Regions from separate parts of the Mus musculus genome. Here all the other regions are linked to region 2. Evidence: chromatin loops called from intact Hi-C (ENCODE). Cell type or tissue: heart. All regions are shown on one strand.

Region 1 (5,000 bases), 97 kb after region 2:
TTAGATGCCTCATGAAACAAGAAAATATTTTAATCATAGTTAAATGTTGTGTAGAGGCCAAGGTTGCCCCTCACTGGAAGCTATTACATTTGAAAGACAAAACAACTCTGCTGTAGAAACAGACATTAAGCACTGCAGGTTCTGGGGGGCTGGGGCTTAATTAGATTTGAGGAATAGGTAAGAAATGAACAGGGACGAGAAGCTGAGGTGGTCCACGGATGTTTCTAGGAAAGGCCCACTTGGCAGACCTGGAGCATGCAGGCGAGACCACATCCCATTGTTTAAATGCCACACATAGTGCAGCCGAGATGGTTCTCAGGAAGGGAACAGACCAGTTAGATTGTGACAGGCCTTGAATACAGTGACAGGAACGAGATGGTTCTCAGGAAGGGAACAGACCAGTTAGATTGTGACAGGCCTTGAATACAGTGACAGGAAGCGCTCTGTGTCTCCATAGAAGGCTTCTAGCTAATCAAGCTACATAATGGGGGAGTGGAGGGGGGGGGCTAAGAGGAAATGAGTCCTTTATGAAATATTTCATTTTTTGACAACCCTAACGTGTGGGGTGGGGGGAATTCTGTTAGTTTTAGAGATAAACTAAAACAGACTTTCTAGGTTTTTCATTAGTATGTGACAAAACTGTCACGGTAAAGACATGCCTCTCACTGCCCCATTTTCTGTCCATCGAAACTACTTCAATGCAAGGGAAAGCAGTCAGTATAAACTGTATTTTACTACTTATGGTGACAGACACACTTGCCTAACATTACCCCAGATAGATGCCATTTCAACCAACACCCTAAGAATGCACTTAAACACAGGAAGGGCTCACCCACCATTGTTCTATCTGGATAATATTCACAATTCTCATCAACTGAAACAATCTACCCCTAGAGGCCTAGCCCAGAGTTCATTTCTTATAAAACATTCAATAAAACAGGCAATAGTGATTTATTTTTCCCTCCAACTTTTCCTGAATCCTAAAGCTACTGTTAGGCCAATAGCCAGTGACTGTGAAAAGTTAAGACCCACAAATAGCAGGTGTGGGAGGGCTGCATGTCCTATGGGGCAGAGAAAGACCACGTGACCTCTCATGTTATCATCATCATGAAGAACACAAGGCTGTCTCAGTCTCCATCCTACCCTAAAGCATGACTCTGCAGGCAAAGTACACAAATGCCAAGCATGAAGAGTGAGCTTTGGATGGGGCCACCAGTTGGTATAGAGAATTAACATAATTATTATATAATAGAATTATAGGAGCTTCAAATATGGCAAGCAAAAGAGCGACCATGACCCATAGGAGAAGCATTATAACCCAAACTCTGGAATTTACAAGTAGGTGGCTGTCTCAAGGCCAGATGATGACCTCTGTTGGAAGTGGAAATATCCAGTAAGGTTCAAGATATCATCCATAAAGACAAGCCTCATCAACTTAGTCTACTTCTAATGCCTCTGCATTTGTCCTAGTTTGTATTCCTAAATCAGGAAATCTACTATTCAAATAGTGTCATATCTTACTAAGGAAAAACTGATGCTTTCATTAAAAAAAACAAAAAACAAAAAACAACAACAACAACAAAAAACCTGTCTACTTTCCCAGCTCAGGGAAAAGGGAAAATGTTATGGTTCAATTCTATCAGCGTTAAATTATGTTTCTAATTTGGCCTCCCGTGCCCCCTCATAACAGTTAACAGCCTCTTTTCAACACAACCACCCTTCAAACAACTCAAAATAATTCCTCAAGAATTTCTATTGATAGGTTTGTTTTCTCCCCTTTTAAAAAGGGAGGAGGGAAGAAAAAAAAAAAGCAAGCTACTTCCTTTTCTGTTTTGTCTTTTGATGATGTTTTGCCTAAATATATTGTGTCAGATACTTCTGTCACCTAAGAACAAACAAGCAAACAAGTTTTGGGTCAAGGAGAAGTTATGTGAACCTCGTGAACATACCCAGGCCAAGACCGTCCTTTAGGAAGCAGTGGAGAAAGTCATGTACAGGGTAGCAGCCATGCTGAGAGTATCTCTCACAGCATATTCACGAGCAGTCCATTTACTCATATAAAGCTCCTCTGTGAGTATTAGAATCGTAAAAATTGACTCCATAAACTTTGGGAAATGTCAACGCTTCTGTGACTGGTGACTTTAGCTTCCAAGACAGCACTGAGAACCCTGGGGATACAGTGGACAGTTCCTTTTGGGTTTGTTTGCTTTTGTTTTACCTTTTCGTGAAACCTATCAACTATGGCCACATTCCAGGTTTTTCTCAGACTGCCAATGAGGAAGGAAATCTGCTTCGAGGGGGACATCCTGTGCTCACTGCATACTTTAGTGCCAAGAAATGGCAGCTCTCCCCAGACTCCAAGTTTATGTAATCTGTCTGCTTGGTCTAGACACAATGGCTAGGGTGGTCAGAAAGGTCACTGGCAGAGAGGGCAGGATTTCCTTTCCTGCAGGCCAATCAGTGTATGGATAATGGTTCAATCACAGCACAGTATTCAAGTAATGAGAAGGGTCTTTTCAGGATTAGTTAATTATCCATAAAGTTGTACAGACTTGTAGAAAAGATTCAGACACAAGTAGGGGTCCTCAGATATTCGTTTCTAATTCTAGGAAAGGGATGTAGTGGTACTTACAGTAGAAAGGAGGGAGCAACGAGTGTGGTGAGTGTGGTGAGAAATTAAGTAGTTTGCCTACACAGTTAAATGATGATTTCTCTACAAGGGTTCTCTATTAACATCCCCCAAACTTCAGTGCTAACAGTTACACACACACACACACACACACACACACCAATTGCACTGCCTCCCTTAAGGGGTTCTAGTCCTCCTCCTTCCTCATCACCAAGTTCAATACCTAGAAACCTCTGTTCCCCCACAATCACGATCTAGTTATCACTATTTTCCTTTCTTTCTTTCTCTGTCCCCGCCACTTTCAGCCCCTGCTACTATTCCCTTAGTCCAGACCTCAGTACAGACAGTACTTTAACATAGTTACTGTATATAATCCTCATCTTTCTAAATCAACTTTTACCCCCATACCACCTTAGATCATTGCAATTCTCTAGCCTTGTACCAAGGAATAGCACATCCATTGGTGCCCCGATGATGGCTGCTCCAACTTCCCAGCAAGGCTAGCTTCCTGTGCTGCCCCATCCTCCTCTCACTGACCACACCCTTCAAGCTCAGCACAATGCTCCTAACTCTCCTCCTGCATGCACTTTGGCCTTCTTTGCCCCTTTGGTTCTGGGACTGGGTTGTTCGGCCTTTGCTCCTCATATTCTATTTCTCCTCTTCCCTCAAGTACATTTCCTTTGTAAACATCCTTCTATTTTTCAATCGGCCATTTCCAAAACCACTTGTAAACACTGCAGCTTCGTCACAGCGCTCACCTTCACCCAGTCATGGGTTACCTCTCCTATAAGACACTAACAAAAGCGGGAATCGGCTGTGAATTTGTTCAGACACATCCATGTTTCTCACAACAGCTCGTGCCCACTTTGTTCAGAACCACCTAGAACTCCTCAGGTTTGTAGTCTCAGGAAACCCAACACTGCAGAGGACCTTCATCACTACACACTTTCAGAACCGAGTCCTACACTATTCAAAAGCTAAATACTGCCCATAGGAAGTGCTAAACAAAGTCCCCATGGCTAACAACACACCTGGACTCTACAAACCACAGGGCACAGATGCTTTTATGAAAAGGTGGGAGAGAATAGAGAATGCCTTCACGTGAGGCTATAAAAGGCTCACAGTAACAAGACAAAGCGGGACTGTAAGGAAAGAACATGGACAAAGAATCATTTTTCTGGGCCAAAGGTGATGAGAAATAAAGCCCAGTTATGGGCACTAATCATCCAGTCCCCATAACGTCCATTTGCAATCAGTACCTCCAACAAATAAGGGTAGGTCAGAGAGAACAGAGGACGAACCAGGGAAAGACCAAAAATAAATAAATAAAAATAAAGCAAAGATATAGTGACATTATAACCAAGAAATAAGTACTTTTTTAATAGAAATAAGAAAAAAGACAAAGATAATAACAATTTTAACAACTAATATATATAGCTGGCACTTTGGCTGTATAAGAGGCCTCCTGCATTATATCTCTATCCCCCAAAGAAGACTTGCAAGTAAATCCCCAGATGAAGAGTACAGGTAATTCAGGTTTCTACTGCTGTGATAAAACACCACGACCAAAGCAGCTTGGGGAGGAAAAGATTTCTTTCAGCTTACAACTGTATCACTGAGAGAAGTCACAGCAAGAGTCAGAGCAGGATCTGAAGCAGAGGCCACAGAGGAATGCTACCTGCCTGGTGGTTAACTAAGCCAATGCCCTACAGACTCTCCATGGGCATTCTGAATGGAGGCATTTTTCTCAATTAAGGTTCCTCTTCTCAGATAATTCCAGCTTGTGTGATGTTGACAACAACAACAACAACACAAGCCAGGACATGAAGTGTGCATGGGCCAAATGCTCAGGAACAAAAAGAAGTTGGTACCAAAACTATGGTACAGAGTCAAGTCTAATTGGCTCCATGACTTTGGCTCTAGCAACTAAACCAAAGCTTTTAAATTATGTAAAACTCAGATCAAGGGGGGGAAAGTATTGAAAATTAATATAAGGGGTGCAAATAAGGAAATTCAAAAGGAAACGGGAAACAAAAGGGTATCAAAAGGGAAAACAGGAGCTGGAGGGACGCCCCAGGGGCTAAGAGCACTTGTAGAGGACCCAGATTCACTTGCCAGCACCCACAAAGTGGTTCACAACCACGTAATTCTAGTTCCTGGGGATCCATACTTTCTTCTTACCCTTGAGTGACCCATACAAGCACATACATACTCATACACTCTCATACATTTAAAAGAAAAGAGATAAAGGAAAAAAAGAAGTTAGTAATGGAGCACGCCTACATGCCTTTAATCCCAGCACTACAGAGGCAGAGGCAAATAGATCTCTGAGTTTGAAACCAGCCTGGTCTACTGAGCCAGTTCCAGGCCA
Region 2 (5,000 bases):
AATATTAGTTAATTCATAGAATTAGCTTGAGCCTTAAATTTCTCCATATAATATGGCCATCTCTTGTATTTTTCCTCTTCTTCTTCCTCATCATAATGAGAACATAAGAATGTTTACCAGTGGTTTTTTTGTTTGTTGGTTGGTTGGTTGTTGGTTGGTTTTTTTCCTCTTCCTTCTCTGAAATTTCTAAGCTACTGCAGTGACTGGACACATTTAGGCTCTAATAACAAAACATCATATTCACAATATTTCCAAACCTAAATGACCTCATATAGTGCCTTTCATGTTGCCCAAATAATTGTGTAATTAAGAGAACAATGAATATCCTTCTGATTAGGACATCCCATTATTCTCCACTCTCCCTCCTGTCTGACCTCATCCCCACACCCATCAGCTCAGCGTTCAGTCTTAGCACTTCCTGGTCTCTCCCCTCCCAAGTCCCATTTAGTGCCACTACCCAACCATACCACCTCACTCAGCTAACAGCTAACCTTGTCATGCATTCCTTCTTCTTCAGCGTTCCTCCACGCTGCCCACTTCCCGTGTTTATCTAGATCCCTAGGGCCATTCACAATACCTTCCAAACTGTGCCTTGTGGTACACTCTCTCCAGGACCATTGCTTCCAACCCTCAGTGCTAATTGCAGTGACCTACCTACCCCACCTCAGATTTCTACCATTATGAGACTCAAAGATCCCTAGGGCAAGGACATGGCGCACTTCGTCCCTCCTCAGTACTTTGTGTCTTGCTGCATCTGAATCACACAAACCAGGAATATAAATAACCTGTCATAAGAAAACAGACTGTCCCCAGTAAAGAAGTAAGATAAGATAATGTCTTTAACTTTAAACATCACAGATAACAGGGAAGGGAAAGAATATTTTATTCTACGTAGCTTCAAAAAGAGCCACGACAGCCAAATGTGTAGGTTCTGGGAGTTTCTTTCAAAATAGTATAACAACAACTTCCTAAAATGTAGAGCATGAGATAATTTTTGGCTGATAATTCAGCTACAAGTCACTGAAGAGGTTTACAGAGCAACTGGCAAAATTAAACTAGATGATACCTAGGCTCTTTGCAAAGTTTAGATTCTATAACAAATTAATAAGTTTTTTCATGCAGTTGCTTATTCAAGTAGGGAAATGATAATTCTGCATACATTAAGAAGAATATGAAGAGCTATAGTTTAATACATACAAAGGCCTGTCACTTCAGTGAATATCAGCAAGGAGCACACAGAGAATTTTAAATATAGCACAGCAAAAAGAAAAAGTCTCACGAACAATGCAATTTTTCAGTGCAGTGAATAGCACCGCCCCCCAAATATCAAGGTCAGCAGGGGCTTTGTCCACCGCCTCTCATCCTGGAGGAGGCAAGTTAACTTTACAACTGTAAAGAAACTTCCCATTAGAAGCAGTTTCAACCTTAGATTTATTGCATTTTCCACAGTTACGTCATTGAGGCTATGCACAATCCAGAGGGACTCAAGGGGCTGCACTGTAAACTGTTACAATAAATATTAATGAACATCATGCCTGATAAAGCCTGCAGTCTGTACACATGCACCCACACAAAACGGGACTTTTCACCTTATATGGCTACTTTTCAAGACTGACTCTTTCTTCATTCCACTTTGTTGGCCTGCCAAACACAGAGTACATTTACTTTAAAAACACCAATTAAAAATATTAACAACATGAAAATATATAAACTGTGGTTTAGAGCCAAAGGCACATAAATTGACATAGATTCAGATAGAGAGTAAACATGAGAGGAATAACAGAAACGCGTACATCATCCAGAAAGAAGCATGAACAATAGCCCGTGGTGACAGTGATCCATCTTCCTCCTTCCCAGACTCGGCTGACTCCTGCAGTGGATCAGCTGACCGTTAGGAAAGCTTATGGAGTGGGTGGGAAGGGGAGCGGACAGGGCTAGAGTACTGTAAAGATTTGCAAGGCCTGCGGAGGAAAGAGGGAATGCTTCCAGTTCACAGTGCAACCTGGGGCGGCCCTAGAGGCCTCCATTGACCTGTCCAGGAACAGTGCTTCCTTAAGTATCCGAATCCAGGACTTCTCCCTGAGCCTCTCTAACTGAGGCACAGCTGTGGAAAAGGGCTGGGTAAGGAGTTGTAAGATCTAGATCACATTCAAGTCCTGCTACTTGATTTCTTGGAACCTTAGTTTTCCCTTCTGTAAAATGGGTATCTATAGACATCTATACCTCATACTAGTTATTGAGAGGAGTAATTAAAACCGGGTGAGTAAAGTTGATTAGTTGGACGGAAAAAAATCTTTATTGACTTTGCTTGTTGACTGGAAGAAAAAAAAAAAAAACCTAATAAATCTGCCCTGTTTTATTGAGTTACTGTATCTTTTTATTCAATGCTGAAAATGAACTTAACCTGCCTCGTGGTGGAGCCTTGTAATTCTTGTATTACACAATATATATTCTAATATACAATATACACTGTAGACAATTATGAAGGAAGGAGGGAGTCGGGGTGGGGGTGGGGGTGGGAAGAGAGACCAAAGAAATGACTAGGCATATGCACATGTCTTTCTGCCTGTGTGACAGAGGCAGGCCCACGCTGCTATCGCCTCTGTCCCTATGGGAGTGGTGTTCGTCGTATTCTCCGAATAGTGAACATGCTTGGGCTTACGGCCAGAAGACCACAATCCCAGACTCAAGGCTGGTAGGTCTTTTTAAGAATTACATGAGTAATTTCCTTTAATTGTTCTCTACACAATCGCCCCCACACCCTGGGTGCTGATGTGATAATGTGCCATGAGGCCAATCTCACTTTGTGTGTCAGAACATGCCTTTGTTGCCGCTCTTATTTCTCCTGCTATCTCTAAATGGTTATTGCATTTTGATTTAAAGATTAGTAAATATATGATGAAGCCAACAAAATGAATTGGACCTCGATAAAGATTAAATGACTCAGTTCCTCTTCAGAGTGTGTTTAAAATTATAAAGGCAGCATAGAAACTATTTGAACATTTTTACAACGAAATTTTCTAACAGTTGCAAATATATTCCATGTATTTCTGTCACCTTTATAACCTATTTCAGCAGATTATTACTTAAAAATACAGAACAAACACTTATCCTGACATGACAATAAGCTGGTTTATTCTGTGTATGTGTGTATATGGGTGTAGCGTGTGTGTGTGTGTGTTCTGTATGAGTGTACATGTACCTGTGCACTCACATGCAGAGACCAGAGGAAGATATCATGTCCTCTGCGGGACCACTCTCTTCCTTATTCTCTGGCCTTTAAGGCAAGATCTTGCCCTGAACCTAGAACTAGGCTGGTGGTAGCAAGCTTGTCTCTACCCCTTTTACAGTGCTAGAGCTACAGTGAGACAAAAATACCTGCCTTTTAAATATTAATCCATCTCTCTCTCTCGCACACTCTCTCTCTCTCTCTGTGCGAGTGTGCGTGCGTGCGTGCGTGCGTGTGTGTGTGTGTGTCTGTGTGTGTGTGTGTGTGTGTGTGTGTGTCTGTGTCTGTGTGTGTGCGCATGCCTGAGGCCAGAGGAAGACATCAGAGCCCCTGGAATTGGAGCGACAGGCTGCTGTGAGCTACATAACTTAGGTGCTGGGAACTTAACCCTAGTCTTCTGAAAGCAGCAAGTGTTCTTTCTCCCTGAGCCATCTCTCCAGAGCCCTAAAGGCCTTCTCTTATGTGGGTGCGGGAACCAATCCTGGGCCCTCATGTAGTACTCGTGCTTTCTGCTGATGCAATCTCTCTCCAGTCCCAACTGGCTGATCTTACTCACAACATCAATACTGACAAGTTATGCTTTCTGCTACACACATAACCGGCTTACAAACACACTAGCTTCCACTGCCAAAGCATATAGTCAAAACTCCTCCACATGTCTATGCATGGCTTTTGTCTCCATGTCGTTCTTTTGTCTGTCATGTCCCTTCTACCTTTCCTTCAATGTCACACAGCTTCCCACAGCCTCTTGCTAGCTCCAGGATCTACTCTGTAATTCTTTCACCAGGCCAACTGGCTCATCCCTCTAAGCCTCACACAACCCACAGTTGCTTCAATTCTTCGTTCCCTGCAGCATTCAAACCCCCACCCCCTTTGATGAAGTAGTTTTTGAAATACTATTAACCACACTAATTGTAGGCCATCTCCCCCTGGAACCTTCCCACCCTTTGGTGGCACACATAACATGGTATAGCTCTTCCTGGCTAACTGCGGACTGAGTGTCACGGAGGGAGCTGTGCAAGGCTTCGGTAGCACACCACCCAATGAGTGGATTCTTTAGGGTTTAAGTCTTAGTTCTCTATCTTCACGAATCAGCCCAGAAACGAGCAGTAGAAATTGACACCAGATGGCTAGCTACTCCCCCTCTTCTCTTCTTATTTACTTTTCTGAATTTAAACTAAACCTCCATTCTACTTAAAACAAAAAAATAAACACAAAGATGCATAGAGTATTGGCACAAAGAAGACCAAGAATGTACAGGAGACAGTTTTGGAAAAGAAAGAGTGACAAGCACACCAACTGTGGAGCTTAGCTTCTAGACTGGGGGCTGGAGCACTGCAGAGGTTCAGGGTCAGTCAGCACAGAGGGTGGGACTCCATGCTTCCACAGGGCACTGAGGAAGTGATTGAAGCATGTTCTAATGATAAAACCACACGGAAACAATAAAGGTCACATAGAAGATATATAACTACTGTGTGTGTATACACACATAAATACATAAGTTATGGTTAGCTTTTCAAAGGAAAAATCATACTTTTGTGAAAAACTAGACCATTCTGGCTCGGAATCTTGGTGTTGTTGGCCGATCTTTCACTAGATCCCTTCTGTTGGTGCTCAGGGTGTGTGGAAGCACAAGCCTCTTGGCAGAGCTGCCTGGCACACAGTGTGTGCGTTTCATTCACTCCTCTTACTGCTTCCCTTTATCTGTTTGCTGCTGGGCCCTTTGCTCATATGAAAAGTTCTCTACTGAGTCAGAAAGCCTGGTAAATGC
Region 3 (5,000 bases), 66 kb after region 2:
TTCCCATCATCACTTGAAGAATTGTTTGGTAGTTACATCATCAGGAAATAAAATACTATCCTCTGAGGACCCTTACTCTCTACAAAGAGAAAAGAGGTTTGAAGTTTATATGTCTAAAACCCCAACTTCTTTTCCTCTCCTGCCTCCCCCAGAAACCCCAAAACAAATGTAACAAAATGTATTTACGAAAGTTTACACAAGAATCAGGATGTGTATTTAAGAATTTAAAGCTGCAACTTAAGTTGTGAGACCCAATAGGAGGGAGGAGGGTCGAACTTGACCCCCATGATCTTAGTCAGCCTGGTAGAAGGGTGCTGCGGGTCAGACCCGCTGGACCCTCACGGGGAGCAGGGGACCCACGGGGCATCCACGCCAGTGTCAGCAGAACTGTGAGGGTCTGGGCTGTCGCGGCCCCGCCGCCGGGCCGCACATGCCGCGCGCCTTATAAGGCTGAGCGGTGACGTAACGCCCCAAGGCCGGGCGCGCTCGGCGTCCCGCTCGCATTGTTCGGGAGGCTCCCGGAGAGCGCACAGCCGCTCGCAGCGCAACCGCGGCCCGGCTCGCCGCCCCGCCCGGCCCGGCCCGGCGCCCGCAGCTCAGGTAAGCCCGAGAGAGCCGCCGCTCCGGCTCCCGCACAGCCGCCGCCCCCGGGCCAGGGGCAAGTGTGTGGGTCGCGCCCAGCACCCGCTCAGCTTCAGAGCGGCGGGCAGGTTTTGCAGAGCGCGCTCAGTGACTGCCAGCCTCAAGCCCTTTCCCAATTCAAAGACTTCAAAGTTCTTGGCTGCGGGGAGAAGACTTAAGTTTAAATGGGAGGTGCGGACTATGGATTCCAAGGCTTCCCAAGTGGCTACAGGTACTGAGAAATCTAAAGGAGATTCCACTGGAACAACTCCAGCCCAGTATCTTATCTCCTCAGGACTTAAAACTTTCAGCTCTTCCAAGAGTAGAGTGCGAAATCCTGCCACATGGGACTGGATTTGTTAATGCCAGCTTTTTCCTTAGAAATATGAATATAAAAGTATTTTTAAATCAGTGGAAATACGGTTGGAATTAGTATGAAACTAACCTTTAAAAAAAAAAACTTTGTGATGATACAAAAAAATCGTTTCCTCTTCTGGCTCTAAAGCGTGTCAATCTATACCAGGAAGTTTGTTCCGTTTCTAGTTCTTTCTCCCTCAGCTCGACTTTGAGTAGGACAAGCTGCATTGAAAAGATGAAGCTATCCTCGCTGGATTAGTACTCTTAATTATATTCAAAAACTAATCTGGAAGGGAGGGAGCATCTACAAAATAATCTTAATCACTGGCATTTTTAACCAAAAATAATTACACCTAAACCTAAAAAGGCTATAGCTATTAATAAAGGCTCACCGTACAGTGAACATTTGGCAGATACTGAGAAGCTACATAATTTACTGGACCTTTCAAAATAAAGATCAGCAAAGGGATTTTTTAATGTCAATTTTAGCACACTAGAGGTGGTGGGAAACTTCTGTACCTTTTTAATGATCTGAACACAGTGTGAAACAAAACTTTAGGAACTGAAAGAATCACTTCCCCTTTTTAAAAGCCTCTGTTTTCCAAATTTGCACAATTACAAGCTGAGGATCCCCAGGCTACCACTTCTGTTGACTTAGGCTGAAAGGCTGAAAACGCTTTCATATTGTTGGCATGGGAAAGACCATACAAGCTACTGTTCAAATGTTTTACAGACACGAACTACAACCATTTTGAGGTACAAAGGATTATTTTATTTGTATTTGTCAGGGGGGGGGGGAGTTAAATATGAGATTTTAAAATGAAACATTTTTTAATGTGATCAAAATTGAGAAATGTTTTTAGTAGTTCTTGTAGTTGAGTTTTAAAAGTATATGACACACCTACTATTTTTGCTGCCTATATGATTTTTTGTTTTGTGTTATTTTTATTTGGAGAAATAAAAGGCTGATTTTTTTTTTCTATCCTAAAAATAAATTACATGTTGTCAGGTCTGAAGATAGGATAAATAAACTGCAAGTTAGTACTAAGAAGTAAGATTCCTCCAAACCATTACTTCAATCCAAGGGAACTAACTCTCTCACCATGAAGAGGGGCCAGCAGCCAGCCAGGCCACAGTGAAGATGTTCAGAATATGTAACAGAAGAGAGGAGGTTTGTTGTCTGTCTGTCTGTCTGTGTTTTATGGACAGTGATTGGAAGGAGAAAAATCCGTGCCTTGGGAAAAGGTATCTGCATTTTCTATAGTAGTGGAAGGGGAAACCAGAAACCATCAATTATTGTGTCGGCTATTTCAAAGCACCATCTGTAACATAAACTATAGTTCAACTCTTGAAAAGCAGAGCCTCTGTCAAAGCCCTGGAAGCTGTGTCCCAGAGTCTGCCTTTGGTTTTGAGCATACAAACATTTTTCTAACATTTCAATCACATATTTTAAAATTACAATTTTTTTTCAGATAGACAATTTTAAGCATGCTTTAAAAAATTAAGACCTCTTTTAAAACTGAAAGTTAAACCACATTTATCATGGATACACTATCTCAAAGTGGGCTGTCTAGGTGAGCATTTCTTCTCTTTCTCTCTCTCTCTCTCTCTCTCTCTCTCTCCCTCTCTCTCTCTCTTTCTCTCTCTGCTTTTTTACACTGCAGTTTTAGGCTTGTAAATTCATTTCCCCTGTTATAACAATTAACCTAGCCGTTAATCAGTGGACTTTCATTGTATTTTCTTAATACATGAATCAAGTTGTTTGTCCTCATTTTCCAGTCTTGTTGAAATTTCAACTAATTTCCCATAACACACACACACACACACACACACACTATGGATTGCATTTTAAGATTCTCTCTGGTCTGTTCCCATCAAACAAGTACCTCTGGTAATAAACAGAGTTCATTTAAACATGAGAAATGAGGAAGAATACATTTCCACTAATTGTTTGTAGGTTTTTTACAAGGTAAATAGGAAAACAACAAACAAAGAAAACAAAAACCCAAACTCTCATTTACAGGAAAAAAGAAGGGTGGGCCAGGCAGAGTCCTGATCGGAACAGAAAGCAACATTGGCTTCAGCCTCCCTGGGGACCCGAAGGGTGCCACCTGTTGTTCATACATCCAATCACTACCTTTGGAAAAATGATATTAAGTTTATGTAGTTTGTGATGGACTATGAATGCTGCTTCACTTTCAGCTGATTAACTAGTTTCTGTGAACTATGTTTAAATGATCTTTAAAGAGATTTCAAGTATTCCTCTGGCTGCTTCTGCATCACCACAGCATCTCTGAGCCACCAACCCAATCACTTGAGTTTGATATATACTGCAAAGACTATTAGGTTCTCCTCTGGCTGCTTATTTGAAGTGAGGTGTGTGTGACATTTGTCTCATCCTTCTATGAGGTTAAGTGATTACTGATAGATCATCACCAATGCGGCTGTAAATAATCCACATCCTTCCTTTTCATTAAAAAACAAACTTGAGATTCTCTTTCCCTCACTAATCTGCATTAACCGTGCCTCTGACTGGGAAAGCTAGGCCAACAAAGGTGAGGGGCCTTGCCAAGCAAACATTTTTAGCCATGAGAAGAAACCTCCCTCTTCATGCTTGTATGAAAGGTTTCAGCAGATTAAGATAGGATCACAGAACAGTTGTACTTCTGAGTTTAAGAACAGTAAAGAACACAGTAGCAGTGTTCTTTCTCTAACCTGACCAGCCTCACGTTTCTATGCTCAACTGGTTCCCAAATAAGTCTAATACAATTCCGTTATGAAGAAGTTAAGGAATGCCTGCACTGCACAGGAGACAAGATAGGAAGGTGACACTGGAACAGGTAGATGCAGGCACACTCAATTTCTTGTTTCCATTTGGAATTACTTACTCTTGTCCAAAGGCCAATTATCAGCAAATGACATTAAGTAGACACCAGAATAGCAAACATTCAACTCCACAGAAATGCACTTAAAACAGGCCTTAGTAGGTTCTAAATGGATTAGTAGGTTCTAAAGAGACAATAGGATACCTCAAGAGCATGTGTGTGCCCACGGCCTGCTAACACAGCAAAGAATACCAGCAGACCTTCACAGCTGCTTGTGGCAGTAGTCATCTGGTCTAGATGCCTGGCATTATGGAAGACACTGATAACTAGTGTGACCTGCACCAGCGATGCTGAGCAACTCCAGGGCAGAGCCAAGACTCCTCCACTGTTGGACTGTAGCCCACTACTGGTTTCTCCGTTAATTAGTGCTCAAAAGACAAGCAAACAGAGGCCTCAGAAGTAGCCTCAGCACAGTATGTGGTAATTTGGACATAAAATTCGTTAACAAGAAGGGTGGCTACGGTCTCATTAATACATAATAAGAGGACAAAGGGAAAGGAGTGAGATGAGGTTGATACAACTCAACCAGGCCATCTGGATGGCAAGGCCCACCCTTTATTTGAAGGCGAGAGGTGCTGTGGACAGAGTATGTGCTGACATCATACTGAGCTAACTGGACAAGTAACTTGCTAGTATCAAACAACAGTCTGTAATCCACCAACCTCCTTAGCTGTCAACAAGCCCTCTTTCAGAAACCAGAGACTTAATACCTTTAAAACACTCTCCCCATAAAATGTAGCAAAGTCACCTTGGAAGGCCATTTATGACTGGTGATACCTGGCTTTCTTTACCCTGACACCACACACTGAGACATATCATACATTAACTGGTTTATTGTCTATATCTGGGATTATAAAGTACTTCAGTATCAGTTTTACAACCAGCTTTCTCCCTAGCATCTAGGGAAGCAGCTAGCTATTGTTACTAGGTGTGTCACTAGGACAAGAAGGATATTGTATACAAGTATGAATAAATGATCCTCCAACCCAGAAGCTCTTGACTTTGGAAGAAGGTATACTCTGCCAATGATGGCTGAGGAGGGGCCCTTCTACATTTTGATCACAAGTCCCAAACACATCTCTGCCACTATCTGAATTAAGTACAGAATTGACTTAGGAATAAAAAGGCCGGAAAACA
Region 4 (5,000 bases), 81 kb after region 2:
GAAAAGTCCCATTGACAAGGCAAGGAGCACAGCAGGAAACATAAATTATAGTAACTATCTTAAAAGGAGGAAGCTTTCCAACAAATTCCATGTTTTACTCTTCACACTGCTAGAACTTTGTATCAGTACAATGCAATGATTAAAATGACATAATAAAGCAAGAATTAAAAACAACATAAAATGGGGTATAACACAACCAAAGTACCAGAACTGACAGCCAGGAGAGCACACTTATAAATGTGAAGAAAGCAGTGTGTGGATGCAGTATTCTGCTTACGGATCAGCGCACCAAATCAGAAAGAAAAAGTATCGGAGTAGCCTCTATTAAGGAACATGATGGGCTAGCATGTGATCACTGAAACTCTCCTAACCAAATAACCAGACAGAGTCAAGGTGCAAAGATGTGGAGAAAGAAAGAAATGGTTCTAGTAGTCTTGGTTTTTTTAGAGGCTCCGTAATTATGAAATAGACACAATGATGTATTTAGAAAATACTGAGGAAGAAACCTACTCATACCACATTTACTTAAATACCTAAAACCTGTATGTTAAACACTAGAAAATCATCTTTAAAAAGTAAACAAAACTGCTTAGGACAATGCTAACATTCTCCATAGTATGGCATATTTGTTCATTGTTCTAGTTATTCATTCAAACAAAAAACAAAAACCACCCATTCATTCATTCATTCATTCATTCATTCAAACACTTCTTATTTGGTTCCTTCCATAGGACTTCTCAGGAGCCAGTGTGAAAAACATAAATAAATCCCTTACACGCATGGTGCATTCTCAAGAAGTTAATATTTTAGTGGGGTTGATATGATGTCCATAAATAATATCAAAAGCAACATGGTGAGAACTGTAAAATAAATCCTATGGGTATGACTGGCTATACAGTATTTAGATGGGCACCATCTGTTTTATGTGTGCATTATATGGTGCATATTATTAACCATGTCTCACTGAGAAGAAAAATACAGGCTGATGCATGTTGACATATATGCATATAAATAAAAACTGAAAAGACTCTCAAGCCAGCATTATGGTTGGTACAAAAAGCACTCAAGATGACAGATGTGATATGTTTGAAAAAGCAAGTAATTGGCATTGCACACAGTAACAGTGATGAATCACAGTAAGCTGAAACAACTTTAAGCCATAAAAGAAACTCAAAAGCTGTAATAAGACATTGCTTTAAGTCAGTTTGGATTTCTTTACCTCACATTTGTGTCCATAAAATCAGCTTCTTCAACCCGTTTTTACTGGACAGGATGTTCCTGTAATCCTGTAATGTCAGCATTTGTGTATGAACATGAGTCCTTCAAGACAGTAGTCTTCAAATGGAGGTGCATGCACACCCAAGGGCACACAAACTTGGCAGGGCTGCAACCATGCTTACATTCACATTTCCCATATACTCTCTGCCTGGTAAGTTTGTGTCCAGTGAGCTCTCCCTTCCCAACAACCCTTTCAGAGTAGCCTCCATACTCAGCAAATGCTTACCAAAAGAATTTTCCTAGGCTTAAAAACTCCTCCAGAATGAGCTACAGAGAATCCCAAGAGAGCACAGGAACAATAGCAGCTCTGGATAGAAAGCAGTAGTTATCTGAGCTCATCTGGGGACACTGGGGAAAACTTAGGACATTCCTACACAGCTATCACTTAAAAATTAGACTCTCTTCCCAAAGAATGACTTGACTACCTAGTTTGTTAGTGGAGATTTTTAGATTGAATGGTAGAGAGTAAAATGTATCTTCTATACCAATTTCAACTTGAACTTTTAAAAATGTAGGTGTTAAAAGAATAAGGTTTATAAGATCACTGTGTGTATATATGTGTGTATGTATATTTTTCCATACAATTAAAAGTGACATCTTTCCTTTAACTCCAGTTTCCAATTCAGATAGTTCCCTGATAGACATCATGTGTCTGGATCAATTCCGGGATGTGGTCTGCAGTCTGGCTTGAATTTGCGTCGTGTAAAAATGAGGTGTAAAACTTGGGCCTAGTCAGCAGGGAGGATAGTATCACTAGGTGTACATGTTCCTCGGATTGGAGCAAATCTCCTGGCCTCATCAGTTCTCTATGTTTGCATTGGTGGTGGAGCTTAGGGAGATGGACATATCAGCGAGATTATGAAAACCAGGAAGAAGGTGAATGGCACTTCCATCATGCTGGAAAGGTGCACCATGCTCGCCACCAAAACACTGAGCACAATAAGCTGGTTACTCTAGTGACAGGACTTAGTTATTCCACTTTAAGGGTCTTTTACTGTACTTAAAAGAAAACCTATCCCTCTTTTCGGAAAGAGGGGACAGCATGTGCTCTTGTTTAAAAAGCTGAGAAGAAATCCTTGAGAGTTGTTGTGAAAGTGTTCTCCAGTAAAGGAAGACTCTGAGCTGCTGCAATGGCTTGTTGTCACCATCAAGTGTGAAAAGGAAGCTAAGGCAGGGCTGTTCAGTCACCATAGCCGCTTACCCTGACCCTTGCAGTGAACTGCACATCTCTAACCTCCAGGAAGAATCGGCATGGTTCTCAGGCTTCCAGGTGTCTCAGGCAGGGAGAGTCATGAAGTCTCCTGCCAAGACCACAGATGAGCTCACCAGCAGCCGCACCCCAGCATCCTGCCCAGTAGCTTCTGAACTTTACATGTCAGCCTTTTGTCAGATCCTTAAAACAGGACAAACTAAAACAAGATCCTATCACCCAAAAAGCTTAAGAATTCTTACATTATGTGATTATTTTAAACATGCTCCCTTTTCCTTCTTCTATATTATACAAAGAACAGATTAGGATCTCATAAAGAAGTCTTTATTCTCCAGACTGCCCTAAATTTGTTTACTTAAAAAAAAAGTTCTCTCAGATTCTTAATTTACAAGTGCTCTGGGACAAGGATGAAAGATAGCAGATTGTTAATTAATTAGATTTTAGAATAGATTTATTAAGCCAGGCACGATAAAGTACTATCCTAAATGAGGCAAAAAGGACCATGTTCAAGGCCAGCCTCAGCACAACTACAAGACACACAGATAGATGGATGGATGGATGGATGGATGGATAGGATGGATGGATGGGCAGGCAGGCTGGCTTAAGCAGGCTTATTGATATGATATGATAGATAGATAGATGGATAGAGATAGATAGATAGATAGATAGATAGCAGGCTGGCTTAAGCAGGCTTATTGATATGATAGATAGATAGATAGATAGATAGATAGATAGATAGATAGATGGATAGATAGATGGATGGATAGATAGGCAGGCAGGCTGGCTTAAGCAGGCTTATTGATATGATAGATAGATAGATAGATAGATAGATAGGTAGGTAGATAGGTAGGTAGATAGGTAGATAGATAGATAGATAGCAGGCTGGCTTAAGCAGGCTTATTGATATGATAGATAGATAGATAGATAGATAGATAGATAGATAGATAGATGGATAGATAGATGGATGGATAGATAGGCAGGCAGGCTGGCTTAAGCAGGCTTATTGATATGATAGATAGATAGATAGATAGATAGATAGATAGATAGATGGATAGATAGGCAGGCAGGCTGGCTTAAGCAGGCTTATTGATATGATAGATAGATAGATAGATAGATAGATAGATGGATGGATAGATAGGCAGGCAGGCTGGCTTAAGCAGGCTTATTGATATGATAGATAGATAGATAGATAGATAGATAGATAGATAGATAGATGGATGGATAGATAGGCAGGCAGGCTGGCTTAAGCAGGCTTATTGATATGATAGATAGATAGATAGATGGATGGATAGATAGATAGATAGATAGATGGATAGATAGATGGATAGATAGATAGATAGATAGATGGATGGATAGATAGGCAGGCAGGCTGGCTTAAGCAGGCTTATTGACATATTATGAACTCTACAGGCTTGATTAAAAAGCACATATTTATATTTTCAAGTTGTTAGTCCTTTTACTTTTCAGTAATTCCATTCTATTTTAGCTTCTGCACCATACCACAGCGCTGCAATTATATCATCTATAATTAGCCCATTCCCAGTATAATTAAGAGACTCACAAGTTAAATGTACAATCCTACAGAGGTAGCCAAGTGCATGGGAAAGAGCATATATTCTGCATGTCTTCCTGTTACAATAATTTTAAATGAAGAAAAGTAGTGTGTTAGAGTCATTTAAGAGGAATTCTCTATGTTCCTGCTAACAGGGTTTCTTTATTTCTAGCACTGGATTTCTTTCTTTCTTTTTTTTTTAATTAGGTATTTTCTTCATTTACATTTCCAGTGCTATCACAAAAGTTCCCCATACCCTCCCCCACCCACTCCCCTACCCACCCACTCCCACTTTTTGGCCCTGGCATTCCCCTATACTGAGGCATATAAAGTTTGCACGACCAATGGGCCTCTCTTTCCACTGATGGCCAACTAGGCCATCTTCTGATACATATGCAGCTAGAGACACAAGCTCTGGGGGGTACTGGTTAGTTCATAATGTTGTTCCACCAAAGGGTTGCAGACCCCTTTACCTCCTTGGGTACTTTCTCTAGTTCCTCCATTGGGGACCCTGTGATCCATCCAATAGCTAACTGTGAGCATCCACTTCTGTGTTTGCTAGGCCCCGGCATAGTCTCACAAGAGACAGCTATATGAGGGTCCTTTCATCAAAATCTTGCTAGTGTATGCAATGGTGTCAGCGTTTGGAGGCTGATTATGGGATAGATCCCCAGATATGGCAGTCTCTAGATGGTTCGTCCTTTCGTCTCAGCAACTCCTTCCATGGGTGTTTTGTTCCCAATTCTAAGAAGGTGGTCTTCGTTCTTGTAGAGTTTCATGAGTTTCACAAATTGTATCTTATATCTTGGGTATTCTAAGTATCTGGGCTAATATTCACTTATCAGTGAGTACATATCATGTGAGTTCTTTTGTGATTGGGTTACCTTTCTTATCAGGAAGCTCTTTACTGTTAAGCTCCTTGCCTTTGAACATGTTAGAACACTCCAAACCGTAACTCAG

What was found. Peaks named below come from ENCODE experiments on the same cell type or tissue, not always from the same donor. Only the 100,000 strongest peaks of a DNase experiment are listed, where the experiment ranks them.
Region 1: it touches region 2 in a loop (2.1-fold over the local background); 2 of 42 quality-filtered maps call a loop at or near these places.
Region 3: a loop joins it to region 2, with 1.9 times the contacts of the local background. A loop is called at or near these places in 5 of 42 quality-filtered maps.
Region 4: it touches region 2 in a loop (2.0-fold over the local background); 2 of 42 quality-filtered maps call a loop at or near these places.

What each region holds. Positions count from the first base shown.
Region 1 is chr16:57,579,871-57,584,870 of GRCm38, forward strand. All of the region lies in intron 1 of Cmss1 (cms small ribosomal subunit 1), which reads right to left. Among named protein-coding and RNA genes, the nearest start is that of Cmss1, 24 kb to the right of the region's middle. In heart, no CTCF peak of the experiment used is centred here; a DNase peak (open chromatin) is centred at 2,341.
Region 2 is chr16:57,482,737-57,487,736 of GRCm38, forward strand. All of the region lies in intron 1 of Cmss1 (cms small ribosomal subunit 1), which reads right to left. All of the region lies in intron 1 of Filip1l (filamin A interacting protein 1-like), which reads left to right. Among named protein-coding and RNA genes, the nearest start is that of Cmss1, 120 kb to the right of the region's middle. In heart, no CTCF peak of the experiment used is centred here; a DNase peak (open chromatin) is centred at 2,665; H3K27ac peaks cover 324 bases.
Region 3 is chr16:57,548,740-57,553,739 of GRCm38, forward strand. All of the region lies in intron 1 of Cmss1 (cms small ribosomal subunit 1), which reads right to left. All of the region lies in intron 4 of Filip1l (filamin A interacting protein 1-like), which reads left to right. Among named protein-coding and RNA genes, the nearest start is that of Cmss1, 56 kb to the right of the region's middle. In heart, a CTCF peak has its summit at 3,093 (motif pointing left); a DNase peak (open chromatin) is centred at 482; H3K4me3 peaks cover 2,740 bases; H3K27ac peaks cover 1,740 bases.
Region 4 is chr16:57,563,885-57,568,884 of GRCm38, forward strand. All of the region lies in intron 1 of Cmss1 (cms small ribosomal subunit 1), which reads right to left. All of the region lies in intron 4 of Filip1l (filamin A interacting protein 1-like), which reads left to right. Among named protein-coding and RNA genes, the nearest start is that of Cmss1, 40 kb to the right of the region's middle. In heart, no CTCF peak of the experiment used is centred here; a DNase peak (open chromatin) is centred at 2,557.